Linked DNA regions of Homo sapiens: region 1 is linked to region 2. The links are chromatin loops, found by intact Hi-C in ENCODE. Cell type or tissue: CD14-positive monocyte. All regions are shown on one strand.

Evidence for each region. A loop is a pair of places that touch in the nucleus more often than their neighbours do. Peaks named below come from ENCODE experiments on the same cell type or tissue, not always from the same donor. Only the 100,000 strongest peaks of a DNase experiment are listed, where the experiment ranks them.
Region 1: it touches region 2 in a loop (4-fold over the local background); 1 of 110 quality-filtered maps calls a loop at or near these places.

Annotation. Positions count from the first base shown.
Region 1 is chr1:150,945,528-150,949,527 of GRCh38, forward strand. It overlaps SETDB1 (SET domain bifurcated histone lysine methyltransferase 1), which reads left to right. Exons shown (of 22, transcript NM_001366418.1): 10 at 1,359-1,485; 11 at 3,595-3,751; 12 at 3,840-3,998. Among named protein-coding and RNA genes, the nearest start is that of SETDB1, 21 kb to the left of the region's middle. In CD14-positive monocyte, no CTCF peak of the experiment used is centred here; no DNase peak of the experiment used is centred here.
Region 2 is chr1:150,735,617-150,739,616 of GRCh38, forward strand. The region is part of intron 7 of CTSS (cathepsin S); the gene reads right to left. Among named protein-coding and RNA genes, the nearest start is that of HORMAD1, 17 kb to the left of the region's middle. RefSeq lists an enhancer at 1,559-1,703 and a cis regulatory region at 1,631. In CD14-positive monocyte, no CTCF peak of the experiment used is centred here; no DNase peak of the experiment used is centred here; H3K27ac peaks cover 1,091 bases.

The DNA of each region.
Region 1 (4,000 bases), 210 kb after region 2:
CTCCCTTCTTAGAATCATATTTCTTATTTTTAAAAGTTTTAAAAACATTTTTTAATACTGCTGCTTGCAGAACAAGGCTACCTGATAGGCAGTGTGCCCAGAGTAGCCAGAAGAAATTAGAAGTTATATTTCTTCTTGGTGTTACCTCAGCCCGTTACTTCTAAGGCCTTATGATCCTTATCATGCTTTTTGTTTGGTGTTTTGTTTTGTTTTCAGACGGAGTTTCACTCTTGTTGCCCAGGCTAGAGTGCAATGGCACGATCTCGGCTCACTGCATCTTCCGCCTCCTGGGTTCAAGTGATTCTCCTGCCTCAGCCTCTCGGGTAGCTGGGACTGGCTAATTTTTTGTATTTTTAGTAGAGACGGGGTTTCACCATGTTGGCAGGCTGGTCCCGAACTCCTGACCTCAAGTGATCCACCTGCCTTGTCCTCCCAAAGTGCTGGGATTACAGGCGTGAGCCACCACGCCTGGCCTGTTTTGTTTTGTTTTGTTTTGTTTTGTTTTGTTTTTTGAGACAGTCTCACTCTGCCACCCAGGCTGGAGTGCAGTGGTGCAATCACAGCTCACTGCAGCCTCAACCTCCAGGGTTCAAGTGGTCCTCCCACATCAGCCTCCCAAGTAGCTGTGACTACAAGTGCATGCCACCACACCTGGCTGATTTTTGTATTTTTAGTAGAGACGGGTTTCGCCATGTTGCCCAGGCTGGTCTCGAACTCCTGAGCTCAAGCAGTCTGTCTGCCTCATCCTTTCGACATACCAGGATTATAGGTGTGAGCTATTGTGCCCAGCTGTCATACCTCTTATACTCAGTATAGATATCTGTTGCTCCTGTAATTCCTTAAACAAGGAGTATATATTTTTCATTGTTGTGTTCCTGATACCCATCATGGATCCTGGCACATACTTTATTAAGTAGATAAGGAATTTTTTTTTGGGGGGGATGGAGTTTCGCTCCTGTTGCCCAGGCTGGAGTACGATGGTGCAGTCTCGGCTCACCACAACCTCCGCCTCCCTGGTTCAAGCAATTCTCCTGCCTCAGCCTCCCGAGTAACTGGGATTACAGGCATGCGCCACCACACCCGGCTAATTTTGTATTTTTAGTAGAGACGGGGTTTCTCCATGTTGGTCAGGCTGGTCTTGAACTCCCAACCTCGGGTGATCCACCTGCCTCAGCCTCCCAAAGTGCTGGGATTACAAGCTACAGGCGTGAGCCACTGTGCTTAGCTTAGACTAAGGAATTTAAGGCTCATCAGGGAGGATTCCCAGAGGTGACACATGGTATATATCCTCTACACAGGACAGGATAGATTCTAGCCTTTAAGCTATTTCCCTTCATTCTTTTCTCTCAATTCCCCAGGATGACAAAAGATGTGAGTGGATCTATCGAGGCTCTACACGGCTGGAGCCCATGTTCAGCATGAAAACATCCTCAGCCTCTGCACTGGAGAAGAAGCAAGGACAGCTCAGGACACGTCCAAATATGGGTATGTCCTGAAAGATTCCTGGAGGAAGGAAGAAACAGGCCAACCAGCAAAGGAGATTATATACAATGGCTATCCTTTGATTAGCATGGTTACACTGTATACTCATTGGAAACAGGATATGTGCCCTGAGTTGTTTCCAATCATGGTGATCAATTTGTGCTGCTGCTTCCACATGCTGTGGCTCTAATTTGTTCTAAACAACCACATAAAAATCTGAAACAGTTGGCTTTAGGTTAGGGTGATAGTAGTTACCCTCTGTTATCCACATGAGAATTGTCAGTTTTGTGTGTTATCTATGGTTAGTTTTTTCTTTTTCTTTTTTTTTTAAATAGACCCGGGGCTTGATATGTTACCCAGGCTGGTCTTGAACTCCTGGGCTCAAGCTGTCTACCTGCCTCGGCTGCCCAAAGTGCTAGGATTACAAGTATGAGCTACCACATCCAGCGTATAGTCAGTTTTCTTTAAAACCCAGACCTGGCCAGGCACAGTGGCTGACATCTATAATCCCAACACTTTAGGAAGCTGAGACAGGTAGGTGGTTTGCTTGAGCTGAGGAATTCAAGACCAGCCTGGGCAACATGGTGAAACCCTGTTTCTACAAAAAAACACAAAAATTAGCTGGGTACAGTGGCATTAAGCTGTAGTCCAGGCTACTCAAGAAGTTGAGGTGGGAGGATCAATTGAAGCCAGGAGGTCGAGGTTGCAGTGAGCTAGATCGTGCCACTGCACTCCAGCCTGGGTGACAGAACGAGACCCTGTCTCAGAAACAAACAAAAAACAGATTTGGTTTTCTTTTTTAATATTACTGTCATACTTTCTGGTTGATTTTTCCTGCCAAAATTAGTTGGTTAAAGAATATATTTCTGAAAATATTTCCCCAAAGTATAACATAATTAGGTAAATCATCTGAGATAGGAAGATATAAAGTCTTATCTAAGGCCCAGCATGGTGGCTCGTGTCTGTAGTCTCAGCACTTTGGGAGGCTGAGGTGGGAGTATCACTTGAGGCCAGGAGTTGGAGATCAGTCTGGGCAACATAGAAAGACTCTTATCTCTTAAAAAAAAAAAATGCTGAGTGTGGTGGTGTGCACCTGTAGCCTTAGCTACTCTGGAGGCTGAGGCAGGAGGATTGCTTGAAGCCCAGGATTTCAAGGTTACAATGAGCTAAGGTCACACCGCTGCACTTCAGCCTGAGTAACAAAGTGGAACACTGTCTATAAAAAGAAAAAAAAGAGGCTACTCTGCCGACAGAGTAGCAATTTTTTTTTTTTTTTTTTGAGATGGAGTCTGGTTCTTTTGCCCAGGCTGGAGTGCAGTGGCACCATCTCAGCTCACTGCAACCTCCGCCTCCCGGGTTCCAGCAATTCTCCTGCCTCAGCCTTCCGAGTAACTGGGGTTACAGGCGACTGCTACCATGCCAGGCTAATTTTTGTATTGTTAGTAGAGACGGGATTTCTCCATGTTGGCCAGGCTGGTCTTGAACTCCTGACCTCAGGTGATCTGCCCGCCTCAGCCTCCCAAAGTGCTGGGATTAAAGGCATGAGCCACCGCGCCTGGCCGTTATTCTTTTATTCCTTTACTTTGTGAATAAACTTGCTTTCACTTTAATAAAAGAAAAAGTATTATCTAAGTCAAAAAACAATGTATGCCAGCGTCCATGCCAGTCAATAATGGGAACTGAGAGTCTAAGCACTTACTCAAAATGTGTCCATTGCTGCTTTTTTTTTTTGAGACGAAGTCTTGTTCTGTTGCCCAGGCTGGAGTACAGTGATGTGATCTCGGCTCACTGCAACCTCCACCTCCTGGTTTCAAGTGATTGTCCTGCGCCTTCCGAGCAGCTGGAATTACAGATGTGCACCACCATGCCCATCTAATTTTTGTATTTTTAGTAGAGACGGGGTTTCACCATGTTGGCCAGGCTGGTCTCAAACTCATGACCTCAAGCAACCTGCCCACTTCGGCCTCCCAAACTGCTGGGATTACAGGCAAGAGCCACTGCGCCCAGCCATTGCTTCCTTTTTATATTGTATAAGTTAAGGATCAGATGTGTGACTGAATACAAGCGTCATAGCTATCATCTTCTCAGTGCTCAATTTCCTTTTTCCTATAGGTGCTGTGAGGAGCAAAGGCCCTGTTGTCCAGTACACACAGGATCTGACCGGTACTGGAACCCAGTTCAAGCCAGTGGAACCCCCACAGCCTACAGCTCCACCTGCCCCACCTTTCCCACCTGCTCCACCTCTATCCCCCCAAGCAGGTGACAGTGAGTGAGTGTTATTCTTTCTTTTTCTTCAGTTTCTTTCATATTATATTTTCCACATCCCTTACTATATGCCCTCTTCTCTAATCTCCTAGAAGCTTGGAAAGCCAGCTTGCCCAGTCACGGAAGCAGGTAGCCAAAAAGAGCACGTCCTTTCGACCAGGATCTGTGGGCTCTGGTCATTCCTCCCCTACATCTCCTGCACTCAGTGAAAATGTCTCTGGTGGGAAACCTGGGATCAACCAGACATATAGGT
Region 2 (4,000 bases):
CTCACCGTGTTGCCCTGGTTGGAGTGTGGTGGTGCAATCACAGCTCACTGCAGCTTCGACCTCCTGTGCTCAAGCAATCCTCCTGCCTCAGCCTTACAAGTAGCTAGGACCACATGTGCATACCACCATGCTTGGCCAATTTTTTTTTTTTTTTTTTTGTGATGGAGTCTTGCTCTGTGGCCCAGGCTGGAGTGTAGTGGCACAATCTCGGCTCACTGCAAGCTCCGCCTCCCGGGTTCACGCCATTCTCCTGCCTCAGCCTCCTCAGTAGCTGGAATTACAGGCGCCCACCACCACGCCTGGCTAATTTTTTTGTATTTTTTAGTAGAGATGGGGTTTTACCGTGTTAGCCAGGATGGTCTCGATCTCCTGACCTTGTGATCTGCCCGCCTCAGCCTCCCAAAGTGCTGGGATTACAGGCGTGAGCCACTGCGCCTGGCCCAATTTTTTATTTTAGTAAAGAAGAGGTCTCACTATGTTGCCCAGGCTGTAGCAATGCTCTTTTAATATCCAGTTTGATAAGCAAAAGCAATAACAAGAATCCGGCCAGGCTATTATTAATATTAATAGACACCACTTATTTAGCACTTACTCTGCCAAACAGATTAACATAAATTATCTAATTTAATCATCATCCTGTGAGGTGAATATTATCTTCTTTTACTAAAGAAAAAAACAGAAGGGCAGAGTGGTAAAGTAGCTTGCCAAAAGTCACATAGATAGTAAATTGTGAAGCCAGAGGTCAAATCTAGGATTATTTTATTCCAAAGCCCACTCTAACTTTTATCTATGCCTATCCCTACAGTTATCTCTGTGAGTGAAGTCATATGGGGAATGAAATTCAGACCAGTACATCTAGGATCTCATGTAATTTATATCCTACTATGGTCACTGCATTAAATAATAGGTAAAATAAATCATTTTAGGTGAACTGAATTTGGACCTGAGTTCTAGTATGAAAATTGAATTGAGGGTCTAGTTACTAGCAGTATGAATTCAGTCAGTGAGACCAAGGAATCCCAGACCCCATTCAACATCTAAACAATTTACTTTTCTCAGTTTTACCGACCAAGATCAATTGCCCCCAGTTTTGCAAAAGATCCCAGACCTCTTTTTGACTGAGTCCTGCTAACTTCCCTTAAACAATGAAACTGATAAAAAAAAAAAATCTTAAGCTAAATAAAGTATCTGAGGACAAAGTCTTGCCTTCAGAATTATACAAGATCTGCTCCAAATGTTCATTTCGGTACTTACCAAGTTGTATATTTTTATTAATTCTATAGCTCTTTCACTCAAACTGTTCAACTTTAGGTGAGTTTGTTAACTAAATGCCTATCTCATAAGAGTACTTTAAAAATTAAATGAGAGAATGTATTTAAAGTACTCACACAATATTTGGTATATAGCCAATGCTTACTAAGTGAAGGTAGCTATTTTTATTATTATCCAGGTATGAGTACATCAGATTGGACTCAAGTAGAGTCCATCTACTTTTTTTTTTTTGAGACGGAGTTTCACTCTTGTTGCCCAGGCTGGAGTGCAATGGCACAACCTCGCCTCACTGCAACCTCCACCTCCCAGGTTCAAGTGATTCTCCTGCCTCAGCCTCCTGAGTAGCTGGGATTACAGGCGTGCGCCATCATGCCCGGATAATTTTGTATTTTTAGTAGAGATGGAGTGTCTCCATGTTGGCCAGGCTGGTCTCGAACTCCCAACCTCAGGTGATCCTCCCACCTCGGCCTCCCAAAGTGCTGGGATTACAGGCGTGAGCCACTGAGCCGGGCTGAGTCCGTCTACTTTTAAAAAAATGTATAGCGTTCTTCTAGGGTGATCACCAGTCCCAGTTTGCCTGGGACTGTCCTGTTTTTAAAAAGAAAGTCCTATGTCCCAGAAAGCCTCGTAGCCCTTAGCAAAGTGGGAAAGTTGATCACCCTACCTTCTCCTTGCATATTATAAGGCTACTAACTTATTATTCCTTCTAAAATCAATGCCAGTTTCCTTTGTAATAGACTGAAGTCCTGGGCTTCTTAGGCTGTGCCAGACACTCTTCTAGGCATTAGGATTACAGAGACAAAGTCTTTCTAAAGCCTAGGTTCTAGAGGAGAAACATATGATAAACGAAGAAATACTTGATGATATATATGATTAGTACAATAAAGAAAAATAAAGCAGGATAAGGGATACAGAGTGTTAAGAGACAGGGCTCAATTTTAGGTGGAATGGTCGGGAAAAGCTTCGCTGAGTGGATGTTTGCGCAAAGATGCAAGTGAGGCAAAGACCTGGATAAAGGGCTAGAAATAAGCATGATGTGTCAAGAAATAGCCAAAAGGCTAATGTGCTGGGAGCTGAGTGAGAGAGGGGAGAGTAGTTGGAGAGGTAGTTGGAGAGGCAGGCTAAGGCCAGATAATGTCATGCTTTACAGGTCATGGGTTTTATTCTGAGTGGGAAGGAAAGCCATTAGAGGGTTTGGGGTAGAAGGGTAACATAATCTACTTTATGCTTTAAAAAGATAATTCTGGTTACTGTGTAGAGGATTGATTCCAAGCAAACAAGAGGGAAGCAGCTACCAGTTATGAGATTATTGCAATAGACCAGGAGATGGATGGTGGCTTGAACTCTAATGGTAACAGCAGAGGTATTGAGAAGTGCAAGCAAATCTTGTTTTATTGTGCTTTGCTTTATTGTGCATTGCAAATTTTGCATATTTTACAAATTGAAGGTTTGTGGCAACCCTGCATGGAGCAAGTCTATCGGCACAATGTTTCCAACAGCCTGTGCTCACTTTGTGTCCCTGTGTCACATTTTGGCATTTCTCATAATATTTCAACTGTTTTCATTATTAGCAAATCTGTTATGGTGATCTGTGATCAGTGATTTTTTTTTTTTTTTTGAGATAGGATCTCACTCTGTCATCCAGGTTGTTGTGCAGTGGCACAATCGCAGCTCACTGCAGCCTCAGCCTCCAGGTCTCACGCTCCTGCCTCAGCCTCCCAAGTAGCTGGGACCACAAATATGCACCAGCATGCCAGGGTAATTAAAAAAAAAAACTATCTGTAGAGACAGAGTCTTGCTATGTTGCCCAAGCTGGGATCAGTGATCTTTAATATTACTATTGTAATTGTCTTGGGGTGCCATGAGCCACGTGCATATAAGATGGTGAACTTAACTGATAAGTGGTGTGTGTTCTGACTGCTCCACTAACTGACACTTCCCCCATCTCTCTCTCTCTCCTCTGGCCTCCCTTTTCCCTGAGACACAATGATATTGAAATTAGGCCAATTAATAACCTTACAATGGGCCAGGTGCGGTGGCTCACGCTTGTAATCCTAGCACTTTGGGAGGCCAAGGCAGGTGGATCACCTGAGGACAAGAGTTCGAGACCAGCCTGGCCAACATGGCGAAACCCCGTCTGTACTAAAAATACAAAATTAGCAGGGTGTGGTGGTGCGTGCCTGTAATCCCAGTTACTCCGGAGGCTGAGGCAGGAGAATTGCTTAGAACCTGGGAGGCAGAGGTTTCAGTGAGCCAAGATTGCACCACTGTACTCCAGCCTGGGCAACAGAGGGAGACTGTCTCAAAAAACAAAAACAAAAAACAACCTTACAGTGGCTTCTAAGTGTTCAAGTGAAAGGAAGAGTTATACATCTCTCATTTTACATCAAAGCTAGAAATGATTATGCTTTGTGAAAGCCAAGGTAGGCTGAAAGCTAGACTTCTTGAACCAGTTAGCCATGTTGTGAATGCAAAGGGAAAGCTCTTGGAGGAAATTAAAATGCTACTCCAGTGAACACATGAATGAAAGCAAAACAACAGGCCAGGTGCAGTGGCTCATGCCTGTAATTCCAGCACTTTGGGAAGCTCAGGCGGGTAGATGACTTGAGCTCAGGAGTTCAAGACCAGCCTGGGCAACAAGCTAAAAATACAGAAATTACCCGTGCCTGGTGGCACATGCCTGTAGTCTCAGCTACTTGGAGGGAGGCGGAGGTTGCAGTGAGCTGAG